2 separate regions of the Homo sapiens genome follow, and region 2 is linked to region 1. Evidence: chromatin loops called from intact Hi-C (ENCODE). Cell type or tissue: B cell. All regions are shown on one strand. Links, peaks and the distances in the headings refer to the core of each region. The heading gives the core; the rest is flanking DNA. Region 1 has its middle 860 kb from the start of LINC01676. Region 2 has its middle 840 kb from the start of AMY1C.

The links. A loop is a pair of places that touch in the nucleus more often than their neighbours do. Peaks named below come from ENCODE experiments on the same cell type or tissue, not always from the same donor. Only the 100,000 strongest peaks of a DNase experiment are listed, where the experiment ranks them.
Region 2: a loop joins it to region 1, with 25 times the contacts of the local background. A loop is called at or near these places in 1 of 110 quality-filtered maps.

The regions. Positions count from the first base shown.
Region 1 is chr1:104,757,512-104,761,914 of GRCh38, reverse strand. No RefSeq gene overlaps it. Among named protein-coding and RNA genes, the nearest start is that of LINC01676, 860 kb to the left of the region's middle. In B cell, for the core only: no CTCF peak of the experiment used is centred there; a DNase peak (open chromatin) is centred at 1,724; H3K4me3 peaks cover 504 bases; H3K27ac peaks cover 644 bases.
Region 2 is chr1:104,591,266-104,595,668 of GRCh38, reverse strand. No RefSeq gene overlaps it. Among named protein-coding and RNA genes, the nearest start is that of AMY1C, 840 kb to the right of the region's middle. In B cell, for the core only: no CTCF peak of the experiment used is centred there; DNase peaks (open chromatin) are centred at 2,088 and 2,538; H3K4me3 peaks cover 1,400 bases; H3K27ac peaks cover 1,231 bases.

The DNA.
Region 1 (4,403 bases), core at 188-4,187:
ATGGGAATTGGAATCTATCATAATATCAGACTAAAATAATAATTTAAATCATACTATAATATAAAGATAAAACTTCTGCATTATTTTAAAATATATGAAATGTTTGTACCTAATACACATGTGTATATGTGAATACTTATATGAAACACCCATTTCTTTAGTTTTTTTGGTTTTTTACATTTCACTTTTTTTTCAGTTGAGACTGACTGTTTAAAAACTGACATAGCAAGAAAATAGTACCCTGATAGTGAATACCCAGTGAATTTTTTGGATGTTTTTGTGTATGTGAAAACTCTTTTTTTAAGAAAACATAGATAAAAGAAGGAAAACATGGCACTTGATTTAGGATGACTTTTGTACTTGCCTAAATGGAGTATGTGAATGTGGATTAGGAAACAGTGTTTAGTACTTAGGTGGAAAGTTGCAGCTACTGAGATTCTTCGTTTTACATCCTATACACAAGACTATGCTAATGGCATAAAAAGTATGGAAATCCAGTTATGCCCCACGCACACCACTTGCCTGCGGTTTGCAACAGGCTGTTTCCTTTCCACATTTCATGGAAGAGGAAGTAGGATACATTAGTTTGACAGTACTGTGATAAACATTCTAAAAACTGCTTGTTACCAAATCTTTCCACATATTAAATTTTAATATTCTAAATTTTCAGGAAAAAGTAAAAAGGACTCTTACAGAGATTCATAACTTGTAGCTTTCTAGAATGAATTTACCAAACTCATTTTATGACCTGCTCAAGAAGTAACCACTATTTCTTAACTAAAATCTCATGTACTGTTTTTTTCTGGAGCACAAGCATGTCCAAATACTCTATCTTCCTAGGGTTCATTGCAATTTTTAATAATATGACTATGTTCTCCTTTGGGGATATCTCCACATTTGTGAGGCTCCGTGTAATATGAAAATATGTAGAGTTGGGAATGGAGAAGAGGATGTGTTGAAGAAGCAGGAAAAAAAAGCTCCATTAAAGGTACTGTTAATAATTTATAAGGCTTTCATTTATCTGTTTCTTCCTCTCAACTTATCACATATTTGTATTTGCTAATTAGTGTCTTTTAAGAAAAAAAATAAACAAGATTATTATTATGTCTTGTGACAGGGCCTCACTCTGTCACCAAAGCTGGAGTGCAGTGGCACAAACACAGCTCACTGCATCCTGGACATCCTGGGCTCAAGCAATTCTCCTGCCTCAACCTCCCAAATAGCTAGGACTACAGGCATATGACACCATGCCTGGCTATTTTATTATTATATTTGTAGAAACAGGGTCTTACCTTGTTGCCCAGGCTGGTCTCCAATTCCTGGTCTCAAGCAATCCTCTCACCTTGGCCTCCCAAGTTGCTGGGTTTACAGGCATGAGCCACTATACTCAGCTATAACAATTTTAATTATTAATATTAATTTTTCTGTTTACATTCATTTTGTTCAACTCCAGCTTTCAATGTAAGTATTAGGGCATTTAATGCTTATGAAGAATAACAGAAATTACAAAATTCATGTTTCATAGTCTATACATATGTATTTCATTATTATCAGAACAGTGGAAACACTTCACAAAATCAACTCAACTGCTTTTTTTTTCACTTCTTGATAAACATGCATACTCTCAATGCTCTCTATTTTTGGCTTACTGATGAGTAAAAAAGGACTGAAATGAAAAGAAACTATAGGTTGCTTTTTTACTTCCCCTTCCTTTCATCTTCAGTGTAAGTGAATACAAGGAAGTAAAACTGGTAAGAAAGGATAAGGTAGACTTGCTTGTTGTTCCTGTTTCTTGAAACACCATAGCCTTCATTCTGCATATCAAGAAAGTCCTGGTTCAATAGAAAAGTTTCTCAGGGCTGAGTGCTCCCACTTAAATCAGTCTCAGAACTACATGTTAACCTTGCTCTTGCCCTGAGTCTTGCTGAATTCCCATCCGCCCAGGGTCCATTGTAATTGTGTGCTCATGGAATGTTGCACAATTTATCTGTAAATGGTGCAGCAAGAAACAGTAGACACACATATTATGTTTATCTCCTCTGCTCACATGCATGCTCAATTTTCCCAAGAGCATGCAAAAAGAGTCCAAAAATTTAAGAATTTCAAAAAAGTGACAGAAGAGCATTAATTCCAGCATGGGGCCCTTCTAAGTGTAGGTTCCTTTGGCACTGCATAGGTCACATGCCCATAAAGCTGCTCTTGTTTTTATTAAAATAATGTGAGTGGAAGTGATACACGCATTTTAGCCTAAGTCTTAAGACATTAGGCAAGCTTCCATGAAATTTTGCTCCTTTCACTGAGGTGGCAGGAAAGTAGACTAGACAGACATGGCATTGTACATGCAGATGAATATAAGTCTTAAGGAATAACAAGCAGGAAATAAAAATATAAACCTAAGCACTTTGGCCGGGTATGGTGGCTCATGTCTGTAACCCCAGCACTTTGGGAGGCCGAGGTGGGTGGATCACTTGAGGTCAGGAGTTCGAGAGCAGCCTGGCCAACATGATGAAACTCTGTCTCTACTAAAAAAAAAAAAAAAAAAAATACAAAAACTAGCCGTGTGTGGTGGCACGTATCTGTAGTCCCAGCTACTCTCGAAGCTGAGGCAAGAGAATTGCTTGAACCCGGGAGGTGGAGGTTGCAGTGAGCTGAGATGTTGCCATTGCACTCCAGCCTGGGTGACAGAGTGAGACTCTGTAAAATAAGTAAATAAATAAAAATAATAAGCCTAAGTACTTGAATAACCATAATGAACAGAGCTGGCCACCCTAAAAAAGTGACATATTGCCATTTGCCATAAAATGAATGAAACTGGAGGGCACTATGCTAAGTGAAATAAGCCAGGTGTAAAAAGAAAAATATTTCATGATCTCTCACTTATATGTGGAATCTGAAACATAAATCAAATATACAAACATAGAGAAAAGAACAGTGGCTACCTGGGCAGGATTGGGGTGGGACTGTAGCAAATGGGGAAGTGTCGGTCAGAGGATAAAAAGTAGCAGATATGTAGGATGAACAAGATTAGAGACCTAAGGTACAATACAAGGAGTCTAAGTAATAAAATTGTAATGTATATGAGATTCCTGCTATATGAGTAGATTTTGTGGAAATCTGTTGTTTCCACACACACAAAAAAACATAAAATGGGTAACTATTTGAGATAATGCATACATTAATTTGCTTTACTGTAGTAACCCTTTTACTATCTGCATATAATTTGTAAAAAATCATGTTGAACACCTTAAATACGCACAACACTATCTACAAAAGAAAATGACAATAACTTAGAAATTTTAATAAAAAAAGAACAGATCTTTCTACTACATGGACTGCTCATATTGGGAAATTTTTATGGAACGGACATAATGATTTACAAAAGGAAAATCTTAGGAGGTAATATAATCCCCCAGGGCTACTAGCCCTGGGATTATTAGCACACCAGTTCTGAAGGCCAAGGAGAAGTAGAGTAGTAGATGGAGACAATGTTTAACATGAATCTCTTTTCTTTAGTTGAGGAATCCAGCAAGCCTAAGGTGCCCCTGCTGAGAAGGAGTCAGGGAAAAGCCATTGGCCACATTTTACTCCCTTTATTCAATTTCCTACCCAGATTCCAGACTGCAGACCTCCCCCTGCACACACACCCCCCTCCCCTCCTCCCCCCATTCCCCCCCACCCCCCCTCTTCCCCATACCCCCACGCTGTCCCCCATACCCCATCTCCCTGTCCCCCTATCCCCCCACCTCCATCCCCCATCCCGCCTGCCTCCCCGTCTCATCCCCCCACCCCCATCCCCCCACCCCCTGCCTCCCCACCCCCTCCCCCATCCCCCCTCCCCATCCCCCTCCTTCCCCATACCCCACCTCCCCCATCCCCCTCTTCCCCATCCCCCATCCCCCATCTCCCCCCTCCCCCCCCACAAGAAAACAGAAGCAGCAGAATCGCAAGGAGCCATATTCATCAACCATAATAAGTAGAGGAATGGTAAAGGGTGGAGTGTGGATATGGAGAAAAAAGAGTAAAGATTTCCCACATGTTCTGTTCCTTTTGGTCCACAGCACTGGTCTCATCTATTATCTAACTAAAGATAATTTGTCCAAACGAGGAACCACATGTCCCAAAAGCTCTTCTGCTATCATAAGATGTTGTCAATGTGTCATCATTCTTCATGTGAACTTGAAATGTTAGCCATCACAACTGATTTTTCACTAGAGAAAAAGTATTAGGGGCAGGGGACAAAACAAGTAACAGAACTATCATTGTTCCTGTGTCCATAGCAGTTTCTATAGCCTAAGCAGGTAATCATTGCTTGATAGTTTTACAAGATTCCCTATCCTCTGCCAGGCATTCAGCTGAACCTAACTCCAAACATGATGAGTGACCCAAATACACATTCGTGTAGG
Region 2 (4,403 bases), core at 104-4,103, 170 kb after region 1:
ATATACATATATAATTGTAAAGTCTAAAAACCAAAGGCAAAGAGAAAATTTTAAAAGCATTTATTCAAAAAGGCATACTGATTTCAAAGAGTGACAGCTGACTTCATAACACAAACAATAGAATGTAGGCAGTACTTATTTAGGTAGATTTACTTTAAAATAATATAATAACACTATGTAAGGGATGAAAAATGATTTTTTTCTCATTCTTTGCCTGATTATTGCTGAGGCTCGTATAATAAAAGACAGATTAATAAGACAATAATGTACATGTTTATTTAATATAAGTTTTATGTGACTTGGAAACCTTCACAGACTCAAAGAAACAATAAAACCTTTGTATTTTTATGCTGTTTCATAAATAAGTGTGTAATTGTGAGGAAATATGATTGAACAAAAAGGTTGTGATATAATCTAACAAACTAGAGGAAGTTTACCTGGTTGTACAAAATTTACTCTGTGTCCCTGTGTCTTCAGAGATAAGGACATTTTTTCTCTTTTGAGTATAGGGAGGGTATCTGTGACATGACAGTCTTGTGACTTACATGCAGGCTTGGGCTCAGAGGCCTAACACTGTAAAGTACACATGGCAGAGGAGGCCTCAGGAAACTCACAAACATGGTGAAAGGCAAAGGGAAAGCAGGCACATCTTCATATGGTGAAGCGAGAGAGAGAGAGAGCAAAGGGAGAAAGTGCTACACACTTTTAAACAATCAGATCTCATCAGAACTCACTCACTACCATGAGAACAGCAAGGGGGATGTCTGGCCCATGATTCAATCACCTGTCGCCAGGCTCCTCCTCCAACATTGAGGATTACAATTCTAAATGAGATTTAGGTGGGGACACAAAGCCAAACGATATTATTCTACCCCTGGCCCCCCCGAAATCTCATGTTCTTCTCACATTTCAAAACACAATCATGCCTTCCCAACAGCCCCTAAAAGTTTTAACTCATTCCAGCTTAACTCAAAAGTCCAAGTTCAAGGTCTCATCTGAGACAAGGCAAGTCCCTTATGCCTACTTGCCTGTAAAATAAAACACAAGTTAATTGCCTCCAAGGTATAATGGGGTTACAGGAGTTGGGTAAATTGGCTAAAAAAGGAGGCCACAGGCCCCATGCAAATCCAAGGGCAGTCATTAAATATTAAAGCTCCAAAATAATCTTCTTTGACTCCATGTCTCACATCCAGGCCACACTGATGCAAAAGGTGGGCTTCCAAGGTATTGGGCATCTCCACCCCTGTGGCTCTTTGGGGTTCAGTCCCCACAGCTGCTTTCAAGGGCTGTTATTGAGTGCCTGCAGCTTTTCCATGCACATGGCGCAAGCTGTCAATGGACCTACCTTTCTGGGACCTGAAGGATGGTTGCTGTTTTCTTACAGCTCCATTAGGCAGTGTCCCAGTGGAGACTGTGTGGAGGCTCCAACCCCACATTTCCCTTCTTCACTGCCCTGATAAAGACTCTCTAAGTGGGCTCTGTTCCTGCAGCAGACATTTTCCTGGACATCCAGGGATTTCCATACATCCTTTTTAAGGTAGAGGCTCCCAAAACTCACTTCTCACACTCTGCACACCCACAGGCTTTAAACCACACGGAAGCTGTCAAGGCTTATGGCTTGTATGCTCTGACGCAACAGGCCAAGCTATACCTTGGGCCCTTTTAGCAGTGGCTGAAGCTTGAGCAGTTGCAATGCAGGATGACATGTCTTGAGGCTGCACAAAGTAGTGGGACCTTGGGTCTGGCCCACAAAACCATTCTTCCCTCCTAGACCTCCTGGTATGTAATGGGAGAGGCTGCTGCAAAGTTCTCTGAAATACTTTGAAGGCATTTTCTCCTTTATCTTGGCTATCAACATTTGGCTCCTCTTTACATATGCAAATTTCTACAGCTAGCTTGAATTTCTCTCCAGAAAATGAGTTTTTCTTTTTTACTACGTGCTCAGGCTGTAAATTTTCCAAACTTTTACACTCTGCTTCCCTTTTATATATAAGTTTCAGTTTCAGATCATGTCTTTGCTCATGCATAACAAAAGTGACCTTAGCTTCAGTTCTTAATAAGTTCCTCATCTCCATCTGATACCACCTCAGCCTGGACTTCATTGTTTGTATCACTATCAGCAGTTTAGTAAAAACCATTCAACCACTCTCTAGGAAGCTCCAAACTTTCTCTCATCTTTCTTTTTCTGAACCCTCCCCAATCTTACAACCTCTGCCCATTATGCAGTTACAAAGTCGCTATCAACATTTTCAATTGTCTTTATAGCAATGCCCCAATTCTATGGTAACAATTTTCTGTTGGTTTGTCCTCTCTTTGCTTTAAAAAACTTAGCAATGACTCACTTCTATGGTAACAATTTTCTATTGGTCTGTCTTCTCATTGCTTTAAAAAACTATCTGAGACTGGGTAATTTATGAAGAAAAAAATTTAATTAACAGTTCCACCAGCTACACAGGAAGTATAGCTGGGAGACCTCAGAAAACTTACAATTATGGCAGAAAGTGAAGGGGAAGCAGGCACATGGTCACGTGCGGAGCCGGAGAGATAGAGCTAATGAGGAAGTGCTACACACTTTTAAACAACCAGATCTTGTGAGAACTCACTCACTGTCATGAGAAAAGCAAGAGGGTAGTCTGCCCCATGACCCAATCATCTCTTACCATGCCCCTCCTCCAACATTAAAGATTACAATTTGATATGCAATTTGAGTGGGGACACAGAACCAAACCATACCACCTGAAAATGCATCTCTCCATACTTCTTGTTTCCTCTTGGGGGAAAGTTATAAAAATTGTATGCTTTCTCTTGTTCCCACAAAGCAAGACCAGGTGGCAAGAGCCTTCTGTTTGTTTTCCCTAAGGTGAAGTACTGAAATGCTCAAGTTTTGTACCGTCTTTTAGTCTTTCAGAATTGGGCTGGATATCTAAGACACTTGCATTTCCTGTTGATGAAGATGTGCTCAAAGAGCTGACTTGGGGAGACAGGACAAGGTTCACAGAGAATTTGGGGTGCTCATGGGTCATTTGGGGTAGTCCACAGGTGAGGAGTTCAAAGTGGCTTGTGTGTGCGATTCCTGATTGAGTTCATGAAACAGTTAATGGAGTCTGTGGCTTTTCTTTCCTGCTCTCAACCTCTCCCAACTACTTAGCAATGTTGATCATCTAAATATCCTGGGTGGGACTAGAAGAAAGTAGGTTTCTTTGCAGCATTAAACAGAGCTGGATGGAGAAGTTTCTGCAAACTGTTAAAGCAAAAAAAAAAAAAAAAAAAAAAAAAAAAAAAAAAAAAAAAGTAAAATAGATGCATTGAAGATGGTGGGAATAGTTTTATTTTACTCATGTACCCATGCAGCACAGGTCAGTACCAAGAGAGACCCCTATGGCTTATGACCTCCAGAGGGAAAGTGAAAGTGAAGTGAGTGAACACTGTGATGATTTAACTCTGGAAATATCTCTTTTGATTCAAAATATACTTTATCAATGAAAGCAAGTTCCACCTTACCCTAGAGCATTTATCTGAATATCAAAACATCTTCAAGTTCTTTAAATTATCTTAATGAGTAATAATATTTATTTACTTAATTTGTTTATGTATTTATTTAGCAAATATTTACAGAGTACCTACTTCATGTCAGCTACTTTCTGGGCAGTAAATTATATTTTTCCTACATAAAACTAAGGATTTAATGACTATTCTCACAAATATTTCTCCACCAGACAAACCTTTCCTGATACTAAAACTATATGAGTAGTATACATTTGTAGCATCATATACTTTTTATTTAATTAATCACTATTGCAATTTAATAACTACTGGTTTCATGTTTGATTCCCTAGTGTCATTTTCATCTTTATATCCCTAGACACTAATATTGTCACTTGTGCAGAGTAAAGGCTTAAAAAAGTTTGTTGAATGAATTAATAATGTAATTTATATTTTTAATATCTCTGTAACAAATGATTACTCACATTTGACATATGAAGAATTTATGTTTTTGAGAGTATTAGTTCAAAGTTGTACCTGATTTCAAGGTATGTGCTCTCATACACTATACACTATTGACTAAATCAGTTGTTAGTTCTATCAGTGTAATGTATTTTCATCTACAGGTTTAAAGTACATCATTATTAATTTTAGAAGGATTGTGGTCTTGTTGAACATATATAAGTACATTATCAAACAAAAAGAGGTGAAAAGTGATAGCACAAGGATACAATAGTTATTTCAATGTAGTATAATATTAATTACAGAAATAGATGAAATCGACAAATTAAAACTTTTAAATTAATGAATATTCTAGGGTATCTAACTATTCTCATGCATTATATCTTTAATTAAAGAATAACAGTATGTTTGCTAAGTAGAAGTAATTTGTTTTTATTTTGTATGCTTATTTTAACAAT